Linked DNA regions of Homo sapiens: region 2 is linked to region 1. A link is a loop called in an ENCODE intact Hi-C map of the cell type or tissue named here. Cell type or tissue: heart left ventricle. All regions are shown on one strand. Each heading gives the region's core, and the rest is flanking DNA. Links, peaks and the distances in the headings are about the cores only.

Region 1 (5,367 bases), core at 95-5,094:
CTCTTCCGCCAGCTGGGCTTCGCGCCGGGCGACGTGGTGGCCATCTTCCTGGAGGGCCGGCCGGAGTTCGTGGGGCTGTGGCTGGGCCTGGCCAAGGCGGGCATGGAGGCCGCGCTGCTCAACGTGAACCTGCGGCGCGAGCCCCTGGCCTTCTGCCTGGGCACCTCGGGCGCTAAGGCCCTGATCTTTGGAGGAGAAATGGTGGCGGGTGAGGCCAGGCGTGGGCATCAGGTGGGCGGGGACCCAGGACTGGCCCCTGGGCGGGCGGGGAGATGCTGCGCCCCAGGCCTCGGAAGGCGGCCGCCCTGGACGTGGGCATGAGGTGCACGGTCTGGGTATGCCCCGGGCAGGGAGTTGGTGCATCCCAGGCCTCGGGAGGGGGCCTGTCCGGCGGTGACCATGACCCATGTGTTGGGGACCACAGCGGTGGCCGAAGTGAGCGGGCATCTGGGGAAAAGTTTGATCAAGTTCTGCTCTGGAGACTTGGGGCCCGAGGGCATCTTGCCGGACACCCACCTCCTGGACCCGCTGCTGAAGGAGGCCTCTACTGCCCCCTTGGCACAGATCCCCAGCAAGGGCATGGACGGTGAGTCAAGGGTGGGACCCCTGCTCTATCAACTGGTTTCCTACCCGCCCAGGCCCCGCCCCCAACTTCCAGGCCCCACCCCCCAATGCTCAGGCCCCACCCCTAACACCTGTATCTCCTGCAGATCGTCTTTTCTACATCTACACGTCGGGGACCACCGGGCTGCCCAAGGCTGCCATTGTCGTGCACAGCAGGTGAGGGGCCCACAGGCATAATGCCCTCAGCCGCTGAGAGTGACCCAGGCTATCTTGCCAGCCTGACCTGCCCCTCAGCTCCTGTGGGCATCTCCATGTTACCCTGGGGACAGAGAGGGCAGCTGGTGTTTCCTGAGCACTTGCTCTGTGTCCAGACCAGGGCCAAGCCCTCCACGTGTAAACTCATTGCAACCCTCATAACTGCTTGGGGCTGGACAAAGGCATCACACCCATTTTCACACCCATCTTGGGACCCGGTTGCCCTGTGCCCACTACTCTGGGGCCCCTCTCATCCCCCCACCTGTTCACCACATCCATCCCACCAGCAAAACCCGTCCTCTCCATCTGTCTACTTTTTTCCATGCCCCCCATCTGGACCTGTGCCAGCCCCTCCTCGGGCTCCTCCTGCTCCCCCCACTCTCTCCTCCACCCACGATGGCCCAGCTCCTGTCAGCAGCTACAGGAGGTTTGAAAATCCTAAATCAGACCTCCCCTGTCCCAGACCTCCCTGCATCTACCGTGACCCTCAGAATAAAACCCTCTCTCGGGCTAGGCGTGGTGGCTTACGCCTGTAACCCCAACACTTTGGGAGGCTGAGGCAGGCGGGTCACTTGACGTCAGGAGTTCGAGACCGTCCTGGCCAACGTGGCGAAACCCTGTCTCTACTAAAAATACAAAAATTAGCTGGGCGTGGTGGCACATGACTGTAATCCCAGCTACTCGGGAGGCTGAGGCAGGAGAATCGCTTGAACCCAGAGGCGGAGGTTGCAGTGAGCTGAGATCCCGCCACTGCACTCCAGCCTGGATGATACAGCAAGACTCCCTCTCAAAAAAAGAAACAAATAACAAACAAAAACCCTCTCTCAGTTTGGGTGGCTTCTGCCACTTCCCTGATGTCATTTTCCTCCCCTTCACCCCGTACTCACTCCTCCTCAGCCCCCCAAACTCTTCAAACCCATACACTCCTTCCGGCCTCAGGGCCCTCACATGTGCTGTGCCTGGGCACTCTTCCATAGCTCGCCCCCACAGCTCTTTCTTGCTAGGTCTCGGATCACACTTCACCTCCCTAGACAGGATCCCCCAACCCCCCTGGCTGCATTACCATCAGCCCCTCTATGCCCCTTGACCCTATTATATCCCTCGTGACACCTAACACCACCAACAATTGTTGGTTGCGTGTTTCCTTCCTGCCAGCCTGTGAACTCATGCGAACTGGGCTGGCTTTGCCTGGGTCCACATGCAGCATGCTTCCCCATGCCTGTACCCTGGGGGATTTAGGTCCCAGCCTCTGCCCTCCCGGCTCCCCCTCCCCCTGCAGGTACTACCGCATGGCAGCCTTCGGCCACCACGCCTACCGCATGCAGGCGGCTGACGTGCTCTATGACTGCCTGCCCCTGTACCACTCGGCAGGTACTACGGCCTGGGTAGGGAATGGTGGGTGGGGGCGGGGGACCCCTTACCAAGGCCACCCTCTGCAGGAAACATCATCGGCGTGGGGCAGTGTCTCATCTATGGGCTGACAGTCGTCCTCCGCAAGAAATTCTCGGCCAGCCGCTTCTGGGACGACTGCATCAAGTACAACTGCACGGTCAGGCCCTGCCCTGTTCTGTCTAGACCCCGCCCCTCCCAGCCAGGCCTCACCCCCTCCCAATCAGGCCCCACCTCCTCCCGGTGAGGCCCCGTACCTCCCAGCAAAGCCCCACCTCCTCCTGGTCAGGTCCCGTCCTCTCCCAGCCAGGCCCCGCCCCCCGACCAGGCTCTATTCCCTTAACTCCCTTATGTGCGCCCTCCTGTCCACCTGCTGGCGCAACCTGCTCCCCCGTCTCTAGGGGTGGGGTGGGGAGCGGGGCTTAAGGAATGGCTGTTCAGGATGGGGACAGAGAGGGCAAGTAGTGTTTCCTGAGTACCTGCTCTGTGTCCAGACCAGAGCTAAACCCTCCACGTGTAAACTCAATGCAATCCTATAACTTTGGAGGGTGGACCCATTTTGCAGCTGGGGAAACTAAGGCTTGTAATGCGGCTAGGATTGGGCCCAGGGTGCCTGAGCTCCTTAAGGCAATGCCTTCCCCATGCCTTGTGCCCTGTGGGTCTTCCCTGCTGCTGACTGTAGGGAATTGAGACCCTGGGATGGGAAGGGCGATGAGTCTGGGGCTTCCAGGTGAGGAACGCGTGAGGCGGAGGTGGAGGCATCTGCTGTCCCGGAGAGGAGAGCAGGCAGAGGTTAAGAACAGGAATTCTTCTTTCCCCTCCACAGTGAGAGGAGACCAGGCTGAGGGTTTCAGTGCTGTAATGTGGGGCAGGATACAGGAAATACAGGCGGGAGGTACAGGAAACAGGTATGGAGCCCGGAGGGAATAGCAAGGCTGACTGGGAAGGATTGGGTGAGAGGTTGTCCAGGGACTGTGGCAAGTTGGCAGATGCAGATTGGACAGATGGGGCCCAGAGAGATTCAGGCCAGGTCACACAGCTGAGCAGGGGTTGGGGGCTCTGGGCTGAGCATCTTGGGGTATACCACAAGGTCCACAGCTGTGCTTGGCTTCGCTTTTGAGGAGTTTTGGTTCTGTTTGGAGGGTCTTGGGAAAATTACTAATCTGCATGTTGAAATGCAAAAGTATATTTTTATTATTATTATTATTTTTTGAGACAGGATCTCACTCTGTTGCCCAGACTGGAGTGCAGTGGCGCTATCATGGCTCACTGCAGCTTTGACCTCCTGGGCTCAAGTGATCTTCCAGCATTGGCCTCCCAAGTAGCTGGGACTACAGGTGCGCACCACCACGCCTGGCCCACTTTTGAATTTTTTTTGTAGAGAAGAGGTTTCGCCATGTTGCCCAGGCTGGTCTCAAACTCCTGGGTTCAAGCAATCCACCCACCTCGGACTCCCAAAGTGCTGGGATTACAGGCATGAGCCACTGTACCCAGCCCAAAATTATCTTTTAAAAAAAATTACAGAGAGTAGCAAATACACATAAAAGTGGACAGAAAAGTATAGAGAGTTCTGGTGCACCCCTCAGCTGGACCCAGAGGCTATCAGATACCCTGTCCTGCCCCTCCCCACCTCCCCACATCCTCCCCTCGGTGATGGCATAAAGCATCCCTCAGACGGCATCATGTTTCCTGTGTAGCTGTTTCACTATAACCTTTGAAAGATGAGTACTTGTTTTTTCAAATTAAAGTGAAATTCATATAAATTAGCCATATTAAAGTGAAAAATTTGGCCAGGCACAGTGGCTCACGCCTGTAATCCCTGTACTTCGGGAGGCTGAGATGGGCAGATCACTTGAGGTCAGGAGTTTGAGACCAGCCTGGCCAACAGGGTGAAACCCTGTCTCTACTAAAAATACAGAAATGTAGCCTGGCGTGGTGGTTGGTGCCTGTAATCCCAGCTACTCGGGAGACTGAGGCGGAAGAATCGCTTGAACCCGGGAGGCAGAGGTTGCAGTGAGCCAAGATTGCACCACTGCACTCCAGCCTGGGCGTGACAGAGTGAGACTCCATCTCAAAAAAAAAAAAAAAAAAAATTTGGCCGGGCATGATGATACACACCTGTAATCCCAGCTGCCTGGAAGGCTGAGGCAGGAGAATCGCTTGAACCTGGGAAGCGGAGGCTGCAGTGAGCTGAGATCGGGCCACTGCACTCCAGTCTGGGTGACAGAGTGAGATTCCATCTTTAAAAAAAAAAAAAGTCAGTAATTTGGTGGCATTCACAATGTACAATCACCATGTCTATCTAGATCCAGAACATTCTCATGCCCCCCAAAGGAAATCCCATCCCCAGTTACTCCCCATCCCTCCACCCCCAGCCCCTGGCAACCACTATTCTGCTTCCTGCCTCTATGATTTGCCTGTTCTGGACATTTCAGATCAATGGAGTCAGACACTGTCGCCTTTTGTGTCTGGTAAGCATTGTTTTTAAGTGACAGTGATATCTCAGTGTCATCAGGAATCTGGGCAGTGGCTCAATTCTGTCTCACAATGTCAAAAATGTGTTTTTTCTTATTTCCATAATTAAATACACAACCAGCATTATGACTGGTTGATGTGTCTTGTAAGAATTCTTGGCTGAGCGCAATGGCTCATGCCTGTAATCCCAGCACTTTGGGAAGCCGAGGCGGGAGGATCGCTTGAGCCCAAGAGTTGTAGACCAGCCTGGGCAACATAGTGAGTCCCTCATCTCTACAAAAAAATTGAAAATCTAGCTGGTTGTGGTGGTTTGTGCCTGTAGTCCCAGCTGCTTGGGAGGCTGAGGTGGGAGGATTGCTTGAGCCCAGGAGGTCAAGGCTGCTGTCAGCCGTGATTGTGCCAGTGTACTCTAGCCTGGGCAACAGAGCAAGCCCCTATCTCAAAAAAATAAAAAAAAGAAAAGAAAAGAAAAGAAAATATTTCATCTGTAGGTGCCTTTTCTCTTTCTGTCTGTCTCTCTTCCCTCTTGGAATTTATTTATTACAGAAATTGAGATAGTGTCCAGAACAGGTTTGACTCTTAACATTTGGGGCTGGATCATTCCCTGGGGTGGGACGTGTCCTGTGCATTGTAGCATATATTTAGCAACATCCCTGGCCTCCCTGCACCAGATGCCAGTAGCAG
Region 2 (5,367 bases), core at 271-5,270, 620 kb after region 1:
CGGGCTTTCACCGTGTTAGCCAGGATGGTCTCCATCTGCTGACTTCGTGATCCTCCCACCTCGGCCTCTCAAAGTGCTGAGATTACAGGTGTTAGCCACTGCGCCTGGCCTTTTTTTTTTGAAACGGAGTTTCACTCTTTCGCTCTTCTTGCCCAGGCTGGAGTGCAATGGCACGATCTCGGCTCACCGCAACCTCTGCCCCCGAGTTCAAGCGATTCTCCTGCCTCAGCCTCCCAGGTAGCTGGGATTACAGGCATGCGCCACCACATCCTGCTAATTTTGTATTTTTAGTAGAGACGGGGTTTCTCCATGTTGGTCAGGCTGGTCTCGAACTCCTGACCTCAGGTGATCTGCCTGCCTCAGCCTCCCAAAGTCCTGGGATTACAGGCATGAGCCACTGCGCCCGGCCACCTTTTTTTTTTTTTTTTTTGAGACGGAGTCTCATTCTGTCACCCAGGCTGGAGTACAATGGTGTGGTCTTGGCTCACTGCAACCTCCGCCTCCGGGGTTCAAGGGATTCTCCTGCCTCGGCCTACCGAGTAGCTGGGACTACAGGCGCCTGCCACCACATCCAGCTAATTTTTGTATTTTAAGTAGAGACGGGGTTTCACTATGTTGGCCAGGCTGATCTTGAACTCCTGACCTTGTGATCCGCCCACCTTGGCCTCCCAGCGTGCTGGGATTACAGGCGTGAGCCACCGCACCTGGCTCAAACTCTTGATCTTAAGTGATCCTCCCGCCTCAGCCTCCCAAAGTGCTGGGATTACAGGCATGAGCCACAGCACCCAGCTGCTTCGGGTCTCTCTTAATCCCTCCAGTATGGGGGTGCTCCTGCTGTGCTATGTCTTCTCCAAAATGGGATTTCCTCAAGGTGGGGCTAAAGCTTGTTGGGGAGGCAGCATCCCCCAGCCTGGGCAAGCGCAGACGGGTATACCATAAATATTACCTTTAAAGGGCAGTTTCAGGGGGTCGGGGCCTCCCCAACCTCCACTCCTCTGGGTGGGAACCACTCCCAGGGGAACAGCAGGCACAGAGGGAGCTGTGGGTGGAAAGCAGATGGTGCGGGGACCGAAGGGTCCGGGAGTGGTGCCAGGAGAGTTCTGTGTGGTCCAGCTTCCCCGGGAGCCTTTGCAGGGAGCTGCCGATTTTGCCTCACCTCTCTCTGCCACTTTAAAAAAACATCTTCAGGCCAGGCACAGTGGCTCATGCCTGTAATCCAGCGTTTTGGGAGGCCGAGATGGGAGGACTGCTTGAGGTCAGGAGGTCAAGACCAGCCAGACCAACATGGTGAAATCCTATCTCTACTAAAAATACAAAATCAGCCAAGCGTGGTGGTGGGCGCCTGTAATCCCAGCTTACTTGGGAGGCTGAGGCAGAAGAATCGCTTGAACCCAGGAGGTGGAGGTTGCAGTGAGACAAGATCGCACCATTGCCCTCCAGCCTGGGCGACAGAGCAAGTCTCCATCTGAAAACAAACAAACAAACAAAATATTCACATCTTTTTGTCTTTTGGAAGCAACTTTCAACTGGTGGTTATTATTCACGTCTTGATCATTGTCTTGACTCCCATCCATCCAAGTCTCCCCCAGCACCAGGCTCTGAGCTTGCTACTCATTGATTCCTCCAGGGACCCTATGTCACTGGGCCATTTTCCAAATGAGAAAACTGAGGCACAGAGGGGTTAAGTCACTTGTCGGGTCACACAGTGCAGGAGTGGGGGAGCCAGACTGGGAACCTAGGACTGTCAGAGTTTTGGAAGGAAATGCCTGGATGGGGTGCAAGTGGGACCCCCCACCAGGGTTCAAATCCCTCCCTGTTTCACGTGGGGTAGTGGAGGAAGTGGTATAAGATCCCACAACTGGCTGGGTGCAGTGGCTCATGCCTGTAATCCCAGCACTTTGGGAGGCCAAGGCAGGTGGATCACTTGAGACCAGGAGTTCAAGACCAGCCTGGGCAACATGGTGAAACCTCATCTCTATAAAAAATACAAAAATTAGCCGGGTGTGGTGGCACATGCCCACAATCCCAGCTACTCTGGAGGCGGAGGTTGCAGTGAGCCAAGATTGCACCACTGCATTCCAGTCTGGGCGACATAGCCAGACGCTGTCTCAAAAAAAAAAAAAAAAAAAAAAAAAAAAAAAAAAAAAAAATTCCCACAACTATTGGAAGGGGAAGAAGGAGACCCTAATGGCCACGGTGATGGTGGTGATGGTTCCATCACCATGACTGCTTGAACTAAACGCCGTGAGTTGTCTGTCCTCAGACATATTCAAGCAGTCAGAGAGACCTTCGAGGGGTAGATTATTCTCCTCCCATCGTGACAGCTTGGTTTTCTGAGCGCAGAGCAGCTGAAGTCAGGCCTGGGGTAACGCCACACCCCCGCGACCCTTCCCCGCCTCTCCCGGGAGACCTTGCCCTCCCAGCTGGGTCATCCGGCAGCCCAGCAGCTTCCGGCCCCCTCCAATTGGCTGTAGGGGCCGATGGCGTCACTGGTTGCTATGGCGAACACCCAGATCACGACGTGGGCAGCCTGGAGCCCACCAAAGTAAAAATAGTCGTGTGTCCCCAACGTGGCCGCCCTGATGTGTGTGGAGGGAGGGTGTCCTGAGACCCAGTTTCCTGCCTCTCACTCCACTAAGAGACGTGGGCAGCCGGCTTTCCTCTGCACCTAAGTTTCCCTGCCAGTAAAACAGCCCCTGCCCGCGGTTCGTAGGAGGTGGCTCAGTAAATGCAAGGACATTTACCAGGTATTATGACAGCTTCCATGGTCCCTTGCTGAGCTCAACAATAGTACAACAGCACACAACAGCAGCAATAGTAATGGCTGATCATGATTAACCCAGAACCCTCCTCACGTCATCTCCAGTTACAGATGGGGAAACTGAGGCACGGGGCATACAAATAATTTGCATGGCCAGGAAGAAACAGAGAATTGAACTGGACCCAGGTCTGGGTGTCCCCAGATTCTAAACTTGTGCCACATGGCATTTTGAGAATTTAATAAACCCTCGTGATTGACCGGGTGCGATGGCTTACACTGTAATCCCAGCCCTTTGGGAGGCTAAGGTGGATGGATCACTTGAGGTCAGGAGTTCGAGACCAGCCTGGGCAACATAGTGAAACCTCGTCTCTGCTAAATATACAAAAATTAGCCAGGCATGCTGGCACACACCTGTAACCCCAGTTACTTGGGAGGCTGAGTCAGGAGAATCGCTTGAACCCGAGAGGCAGAGGTTTCAGTGAGCCAAGACTGCACCACTGCACTCCAGCCTGGCGATACAGTGAGACTCCATCTAAACAAACAAACAAACAAACAAAAAACTGGTTTTTTGGCCAGGCATGGTGGCTTATGCCTGTAATCCCAGCATTTTGTAATCCCGGCATTTTGGGAGGCCAAAGTGGGTGGATCATCTGAGGTCAGGAGTTCAAGACTAGCCTGGGTAACATGGCAAAACCCTGTCTCTTCTAAAAAAAAAAAAAAAAGTCCCAGCTACTCTGGAGGTTGAGGCAGGAGAATCGCTTGAACCTGGGAGACAGAGGTTGCAGCGAGCCGAGATTGTGTCATTGCACTCCAGCCTGGGCAACAAGAGCAAAAGTCTGTCTCAAAAAAACAAAAACAACAACAAAAAAAAACCCTCTTGGGCAGCCCATGTCTGAGGATGGACTGTGAGGTCACAGTGGAACACAAGCTCACGGCTTTCTATCCTTCATGCGGTGAGGGCACCCAGAGTTGGTGCAGGTCAGTTTGCTGAGCTCTAAAAGGGTCTTCAAAAGGGAGTCACCCGTCAGCCGTCCTCCCCACGCCCCCACTGGTACCCAGGGCCCAAACCTGCATAGGCTTTGCAGCGAGTGAGGAGAGAATGGCGTTCAGACCTAGACCCAGGAGGAGAGGGACATCTGAGATGGGACAGGGAGAGGACAACTCAGGAATCTCTGTTTTCTCAACAGATTATTAGTTTTTAGCCACTACTGACATACTTCTTCATAAATACAACTAATTGGTAATTTTAAATAAAATTATTATTAATTTTTTTTAGACTTAGAGTCTTGCTCTGTCACCCAGACTAGAGTGCAATGGTATTATCATAGTTCACTGCAACCTCCAACTCCTGGGGTCAAGCAATCCTCCCACCTCAGTCTCCTGAGTAGCTGGGATTGCAGGCGTGCAACACCACACCTGGCTAATTTTTTTTTCTTTTTTGAGACGGAATCTCTCATTGTTGCCAGGCTAGAGTGCAATGGCACCATCTCAGCTCACTGCAAGCTCTGCCTCCCAGGTTCAAGCGATCCTCCCGAGTAGCTGGGGCTACAGGTGTGCAATACCACGCCCAGCTAATTTTTGTATTTTTAGTAGAGACAGGGTTTCACCATGTTGGCCAGGATGGTCTTGATCTCTTGACCTTGTGATCTGCCCGCCTTGGCCTCCCAAAGTACTGGGATTACAGGCATGAGCCACCGCACTTGGCCCTTCTTATTTATTTATTTATTTATTTATTTATTTATTTATTTATTTATTTTTGAGATGGAGTTTCGCTCTTGTTTCCCAGGCTGGAGTGCAATGGTGTGACCTCGGCTCACTGCAACCTCCGCCTCCCGGGTTCAAGCGATTCTCCTGCCTTAGTCTCCCAAGTAGCTGGAATTACAGGCACCCACCACCATGCCTGGCTAATTTTGTATTTTTAGTAGAGATGGGGTTTCACCATGTTGGCCAGGCTGGTCTTGAACTCCCGACCTCAGGTGATCTGCCCACCTCAGCCTCCCAAAGCTCTGGGATTACAGGTATGAGCCACTGCGCCTGACCGGCCCGGCCTTTTTTTGGAGACAGGGCTCAAGCAATCCTCCCACCTCAGCCCCCCAAGTAGCTAGGAGTACAGGCTTGAGCCACCATGCCCAGCAATTTTTTTTTTTTTTTTTTTTTTTTTTTTTTGTAGAGACGGGGTTTCACTCTGTTGCCCAGGCTAGTTTCAAACTCCTGAACTCAAGTGATCCATCCGCCTTGGCCTCCCAAAGTGCCAGAATTACAGGTGTGAGCCACCGCACCCGGCCTACTCTGGCTAATTTTTTTAAAAAGTTTTGTAGAGATGTAGTCTTGCTATGTTGCCCAATCTGGCTTAAACTTCTGGGCTCAAACAACCCTCCTGCTTTGGTCTCCCAAAGTACTGAGATCACAGGTGTGAGCCACCGTGCCCAGCCTAAAATATTTTTTAATGCAGGTATGGTAGGAGCCGGGTGGGGAATTAGACTGTGAATCTGGAGGGCCTCCAGGAAGAAAGGATGTTGAGTTCAGATCTGGAGTATGAGCTGCAGTTAATTAGGGCCAGAAGGGAGGGAAGGCTGTTCTGAGAGAGCGCACAGATAGCGCAAAGG

The links. Hi-C counts contacts between places; a loop is a spot of excess contacts. Peaks named below come from ENCODE experiments on the same cell type or tissue, not always from the same donor. Only the 100,000 strongest peaks of a DNase experiment are listed, where the experiment ranks them.
Region 2: a loop joins it to region 1, with 3 times the contacts of the local background. A loop is called at or near these places in 2 of 110 quality-filtered maps.

What each region holds. Positions count from the first base shown.
Region 1 is chr19:17,486,750-17,492,116 of GRCh38, forward strand. It overlaps SLC27A1 (solute carrier family 27 member 1), which reads left to right. Exons shown (of 12, transcript NM_198580.3): 2 at 1-208; 3 at 425-586; 4 at 711-780; 5 at 2,099-2,190; 6 at 2,259-2,368. It overlaps PGLS-DT (PGLS divergent transcript), which reads right to left. Exons shown (of 3, transcript NR_147835.1): 2 at 4,327-4,448; 3 at 2,241-2,346. Among named protein-coding and RNA genes, the nearest start is that of SLC27A1, 19 kb to the left of the region's middle. RefSeq lists an enhancer at 2,244-2,293 and silencers at 2,374-2,593, 2,401-2,564. In heart left ventricle, for the core only: a CTCF peak has its summit at 2,599; a DNase peak (open chromatin) is centred at 2,482; H3K4me3 peaks cover 333 bases; H3K27ac peaks cover 962 bases.
Region 2 is chr19:18,102,070-18,107,436 of GRCh38, forward strand. All of the region lies in intron 1 of MAST3 (microtubule associated serine/threonine kinase 3), which reads left to right. Among named protein-coding and RNA genes, the nearest start is that of MAST3, 7.0 kb to the left of the region's middle. RefSeq lists a silencer at 2,320-2,429. In heart left ventricle, for the core only: no CTCF peak of the experiment used is centred there; a DNase peak (open chromatin) is centred at 2,452; H3K4me3 peaks cover 915 bases; H3K27me3 peaks cover 1,480 bases.